2 separate regions of the Homo sapiens genome follow, and region 2 is linked to region 1. A link is an interaction called in ENCODE POLR2A ChIA-PET data of the cell type or tissue named here. Cell type or tissue: Caco-2. All regions are shown on one strand. Each heading gives the region's core, and the rest is flanking DNA. Links, peaks and the distances in the headings are about the cores only.

What was found. Peaks named below come from ENCODE experiments on the same cell type or tissue, not always from the same donor. Only the 100,000 strongest peaks of a DNase experiment are listed, where the experiment ranks them.
Region 2: POLR2A ChIA-PET joins it to region 1 with 6 read pairs; 6 of 35 experiments call an interaction of 5 or more read pairs at or near these places.

The regions. Positions count from the first base shown.
Region 1 is chr11:73,954,694-73,957,404 of GRCh38, reverse strand. All of the region lies in intron 1 of DNAJB13 (DnaJ heat shock protein family (Hsp40) member B13), which reads right to left. Among named protein-coding and RNA genes, the nearest start is that of DNAJB13, 5.0 kb to the right of the region's middle. In Caco-2, for the core only: no CTCF peak of the experiment used is centred there; a DNase peak (open chromatin) is centred at 1,154.
Region 2 is chr11:73,782,858-73,785,877 of GRCh38, reverse strand. No RefSeq gene overlaps it. Among named protein-coding and RNA genes, the nearest start is that of MRPL48, 3.5 kb to the left of the region's middle. In Caco-2, for the core only: no CTCF peak of the experiment used is centred there; a DNase peak (open chromatin) is centred at 1,387.

The DNA.
Region 1 (2,711 bases), core at 212-2,711:
GCTGGAGGAGCGGAGGGAGACTGCCAGGGACAGCGGAGTGCAGTTTTCCCAGGCCAGGAACCCCGAGGGGTCTGTTGGAGTGTGTGGACAGGGCCCTCAGCGGAGCTGTGACCTTCTGTCAAGCGACACAGCTGACTGAAGAGACCCCATAGGAGGAGAACTGGGGAATAAAGCCGCAGCCCTGCCCTTCTCCCTCCCCATCTCCCCGCCTGATGCTCCCCTGGGCCGGCTCCATGTGGAAGGCTGAGGGCAAGGAAGCCTCCCGGAGCGCAGCAGGGCAGGAAGGGTGGGGAGTGGGTCTGGAGGGCTGCACGGGAAGCATCCAGCACAGACGCCTGTCATTCAGCCCAGGCGTGACCCCCCACCTTGCCTCCACCCGCTTTTCTAGTGCCCACACCCGCCTCGCCGCCATCCCCAGAGTTCCACAGCTTCTCTTCTTATTCCAGAGGCAGGCTTCTGTCTCTCACAGCTAAATCTCCATCCCGAACCAGACCACTTCCCTGAGCCAAAGACTACCTCCAAGTGCCTACTTGCCATCTCCTCTCCAAGGTATCATAAATTCACTGAGCCCAGACATATACTTTTTTTTTTTTTTTTTTTTGAGATGGAGTTTCTCTCTTGTTGCCCAAGCTGGAGTGCAATGGCACAATCTCTACTCACTACAACCTCTGCTTCCTGGGTTCAAGCGATTCTCCTGCCTCAGCCTCCCAAGTAGCTGGGATTACAGGCGCGAGCCACCACGCCTGGCTAATTTTTGTATTTTTAGTAGAGGCAGGGTTTCACCATGTTGGCCAGGCTGGTCTTGAACTACTGACCTCAGGTGATCCGCCCACCACAGCCTCCCAAAATGCTAGGATTACAGGCATGAGCCACAGCGCCCAGCCTTCTGAAATACTTTCTGACCAGGTCCCTCTCCTGGCATAACCCTTCACTGGTTTCCCCATTGTCTCCAGCATAAAACTCGGATGTCTCATTCTAAGATCCAAGCCCCTGCTTCTCCCTCTGGCCTCACTCACTGTTCTCTCTTGCTGCTCCCTTGACCTCTCCTGCATGACTCACCCCTCTGCAGCTCCTCCCAGCTTCTCTGGGCAATTTTTAATTCATCCTTCAACTTTCGACTCAGGTGCCAAATCCTCCAGGGCACCTTCCCTGATTGTTAGCCTCCTTTCTAGGTTAGACTCCCCTTCCCAAGTCCCCAGCACCTTTGATCCTTGTCCTCAGCAGTGCTGTGTTCCAGGTGTATATTGACTCCTCTGTCTAATAGACTGGGAGGTCCTGGAGTTGCTGCATCCAGTTCTAGCCCCAGTGCTGGGCACTGAGCAGGAGTGAGTAAATAAATGATACATGCTAAGCATCCTGCAGGACAGTCCATCTCACTGTGGCATGGCTCTGACTTTTAGGCAATGCCTCCTCTTACTGCGGACAGGAAGCTGGATCTGTGGTCCTGCAACTGCCCCTCCATCCATAAGGGTCCTGGCTGTGCCCTGGGGACCTTACAGAGAGAATATCTACCTTCAGAGACTTGAAGACAATTGTCACAGCCTTCCAAACCAGCCTTTCTCAATTATAAAGGTCACAGTCAGTTATTTTTATTTATTTATTTAGAGATAGAGTCTCACTCTGTCACCTAGGCTGGAGTGCAGTGGCGCGATCTGGGCTCACTGCATTGTCCGCCTCCCAGGTTCAAGTAGCTGGAACTACAGGTGCCCACCACCACACCTGGCTAATTTTTGTATTTTTAGTAGAGACGGGTTTTTGCCGTGTTGGCCATGCTGGTCTCAAACTCCTGGCCTCAAGTGATCTGCCCATCTCAGTCTCCTGTAATCCCAGCAATTTGGGAGGCCGAGGCAGGCAGATCACTTGAGATCAGGAGTTCGAGACCAGGCTGGCCAACATGGTGAAACCCCGTCTCTACTAAAAATAAAAAAATTAGCCGGGCACAGTGGCACACACCTGTAGTCCCAGCTACTCAGGGGGCTGAGGCAGAAGAATCACTTGAACCTAGAAGGTGGAGGTTGCAGTGAGCAGAGATCCTGCCACTGCACTCCAGCCTGGGTGGCAGAGAGAGACTCCGTTTCAAAAAAAAAAAAAAAAAAAGTAACAAGGTTTGAGAAAGGTTTAGTTTTTCATATAAATTTGAGTGGTTTCAAAATTATCCCTGCAATAACATCACTCTCATTCACCTGCTTTCCTGAGTGGGAGAGAAAGGGGTGAAATCACAGCTTGAACGCTGCAATTATGAATCCTGGGCAATTATAAACTATCATGATGTTTTTCTTCCTTATATAAGTTTAGCTCTTTTTTTTTTTGATCAATATCTAGGTGATCCCATGAGCAAGCATGTCATACATGTGACTTAGAGTTATTGCAGGGGAGAAGGGTTAAGGACTGCTTTTTGAAACCTACATAGTTCTTTTAATCACTCTATTTATTTTTATTTATTATTTATTTTTGAAATGGAGTTTTGCTCTTGTTGCTCAGGCTGGAGTACAATGACTCAATCTTGGTTCACTGCAACCTCCACCTCCCAGGTTCAAACGATTCTTCTGCCTCAGCCTCCCGCGTAGCTGGGATTACAGGTACCCGTCACCACGCCTGGCTAATTTTTTTTAGTAGAGACAGGGTTTTACCTTGTTGGCCAGGCTGGTCTTGAACTTCCGACCTCAGGAGATCCTCCTGCCTCGTCCTCCCAAAGTGCTGGGATTACAGGC
Region 2 (3,020 bases), core at 263-2,762, 170 kb after region 1:
CTTTTTTTTTTTTTTTTGAGACAGAGTCTTGCTCTGTCACCCAAGCTGAAGTGCAGTGATGTGATCTTGCTCACTGCAACCTCAAGCTCCTGGGCTCAAGTGATCCTCTCACCTCAGCTTCCCAAGTAGCTGGGACTATAGGCACATACCATTGTGCCCAGCTAATTATTTTTATTTTTATTTTTGTACAGATGGGGTCTCACTTTGTTACTCAGGCTGGTCTTGAACTCCTGGCCTCAAACAATCCTCCCACCTCAGCCTCCCAAACTGTTGGGATTACAGGTGTGAGCCACTGAGCCTGGCTGGCCTTTCCACCCTTTTCAACACAAATATTACTCCATAGCCAATATTAAATCCTGTAATTCTCCAATCATGATATTCTCTATCACACCTCCCTGCCTTTGCTCCTACAATATTTCTGTTGACCTTTCTTTATTCATTCACCTGGAAAACTCCTACTCTTCTTTCCAGACACAAGTCAAATGTTACCTTTCCTGTGTAGCCATTTCCAACCACTCCACGAAAATAATGTGGTCCTTTCTCTGCACTTCCACAGCTCATTTCTTATGCTCTCAATACAATGTATTGTAACTATTTGTTCACTTATGTATCTTCTCCACTAGATCTCCACTGGATTCACTAGAGCACTTTTAAAGGAATATTGTTCATTTTTCTTTCTATCCTCAGCATTTGGCACAGGTCATAGAACATAATGAAGCTCCAACAAATGTTGAATGAAATAATGAATGTGCGAATATTTTTAAAGTTCCTAGAAGTAAATATGGATTTTAGATTTTTATAAGATCTTGCATCACAAAAAAAGCATTGAGTACTTTGCCTTTCTGGTTTTATTTTTACAAGCTAACCTTCCTTTAAAGCTTAAAAAAAAAAAAAAAAAAAAAAACCTGTCCTGGTTCTCAGCACAGCCACATCAGAGAATGCCTTAGGGAGCAAGAGAATAAAGGGAGGCCCTTTAGAAAGACTATGTTTGATCTCTGGTTAAACTTCCTTTAAAGTAATAATTCCATGATCACCTATTATAAAAAGTTTCCCATAGTGCCAAAAGTTCTAATCTATGGCTTAAGTGGAGATATATACCTTAAGCTACCTCAAACTGAAAACTATTTTAGCTTCAGTGGAACTTTTCTGCTTCTATTTTTTGGTATGATTTTGGTACAAAGAAAATCATACTTAAAAGAAAAAATATAAAAGGCCAGAGGTGGAAGAGGACTGGCTACCTAGGAAAAGCCAGAAAGAGATGGTGCTGACTCCCCAGCCCGAACTTTACCAGGAATTTTCTCCTTGTGCAGGGTTGGGCTGAGTGAGTGGGAATTACCTAACCCTAGAGAGAGGGCGAAAAGATGATGAAAGAGGCTGCAAGAGGGAAGCTCAACTGTTCAGTAAGATCACAGAAGCCCACAGGAAGGGGCAGGGTGCTGTGGCTCACACCTGTAATCTCAGCAGGGATACTGTGACACCTGAGAGGCTATCCTTATCCACCTCTTCCCATCCCTTTCAGGTTGGTCTGCACTGAACCACTTGTTATTGCAAACATGTTACTCAACGTAAGAAAACTTTTCGACCAAGTGTGGTGGCTCACACCGATAATCCCAGCGCTTAGGGAGGCTGAGGCAGGATTGCTTGAGCCCAGAAGTTTGAGACCAGCCTGGGCTATAATGAGACCCACATCTCTACAAAACAAAACAAAACCAAACCCTTTTCTTATGGAAAAGGTCTTTGTGTTGCTGCTGTCCAAGGCCCAAATATCACACAGGTACTGGAAAACAGAAACAGAAAAACCCTAATTCCACTCTAGCAAACCACTCATAGCCTCTAGTGTAATTATCCTGCCTGGCAGCCTGGGGTTAGGAGACACAAGTGCAAATTTTACAAAATAAAAATGTGGAGATAGTTTTTGAAACACATTATTTAGAGGATAGTAATAACTCCTTGACCTAATGAGATAGGCACTTCTGACCTTCATCTCCAACTATCTGCTCTGTCTCTTCATTTGAATGCCCCTCCTCTTTACCTCCACATGTACTAGCCAAGGTCCATTTTTATTATCTCCCATCTGAACTATTGTGCTGGCGTAACTAATTGGTCTGCCAGTCTTTAGTCTCATTCCTATGCCAGTTTATTTCCAAAAACAGCTTTCTTGAAGCATATTTCATGGAGATCATGATCTAAAAAGCAAAACAAACAAACAAAAAACCTTCAATACAGCCGGGTGCAGAGGTACTTACGCTGGGGTACTCCCAACACTTTGGGAGGCCAAGCAGGAGGACCCCTTGGGCCCAGGGTTTTGTGGTTACAGTGAGCTATGATCACACTACTGTACTCTAGCCTGGCGACAAAGCGAGACTTTGTCTTCAAAAAAATTAAGAAATAATAAATGTAGGCCAGACACAATGGCTCATGCCTATCATCCCAGCACTTTGGGAGACCAAGGCAGAAGGACTGCTTCAGCCCAGGAGTTTGAGACCATCCAGAGCAACATGGCAAAATCCTGTCTCTACCAAAATATAAAAATAAAAATTAGCTGGGTGTGGTGGTGCATACGTATTTTCCCAGCTATTTGGGAGCCTGAGGGTGAGAGGATCACTTGAGTCTGGGAGGTTGAGGCTGCAGTTGAGTTGTGATTGTGCCACTGCACTCCAACCTTGGTGACAGGGGGAGACTTTATCTCAAAATAATAATAATAATATGCCAGGAGCAATGGCTCGCGCCTGTAATCCCAGCACTTTGGGAGGCTGAGGTGGGCGGATCACTTGAGGTCAGGAGTTCAAGACCAGCCTGTCCAACATGGTGAAACCCCATCTTTACTAAAAATACAAAAAAATTAGCTGGGCATTGTGGCATGTGCCTGTAATCCCAGCTACTCAGGATGCTGAGGCAGGAGAATTGCTTGAACCTGGGAGGCGGAGGTTGCAGTGAGCCTTGATTGTGCCACTGCACCCAGCCTGGGCAACAGAGCAAGAATCCTCAAAAAAAAAAATTAATAATAATAATAGGCCAGG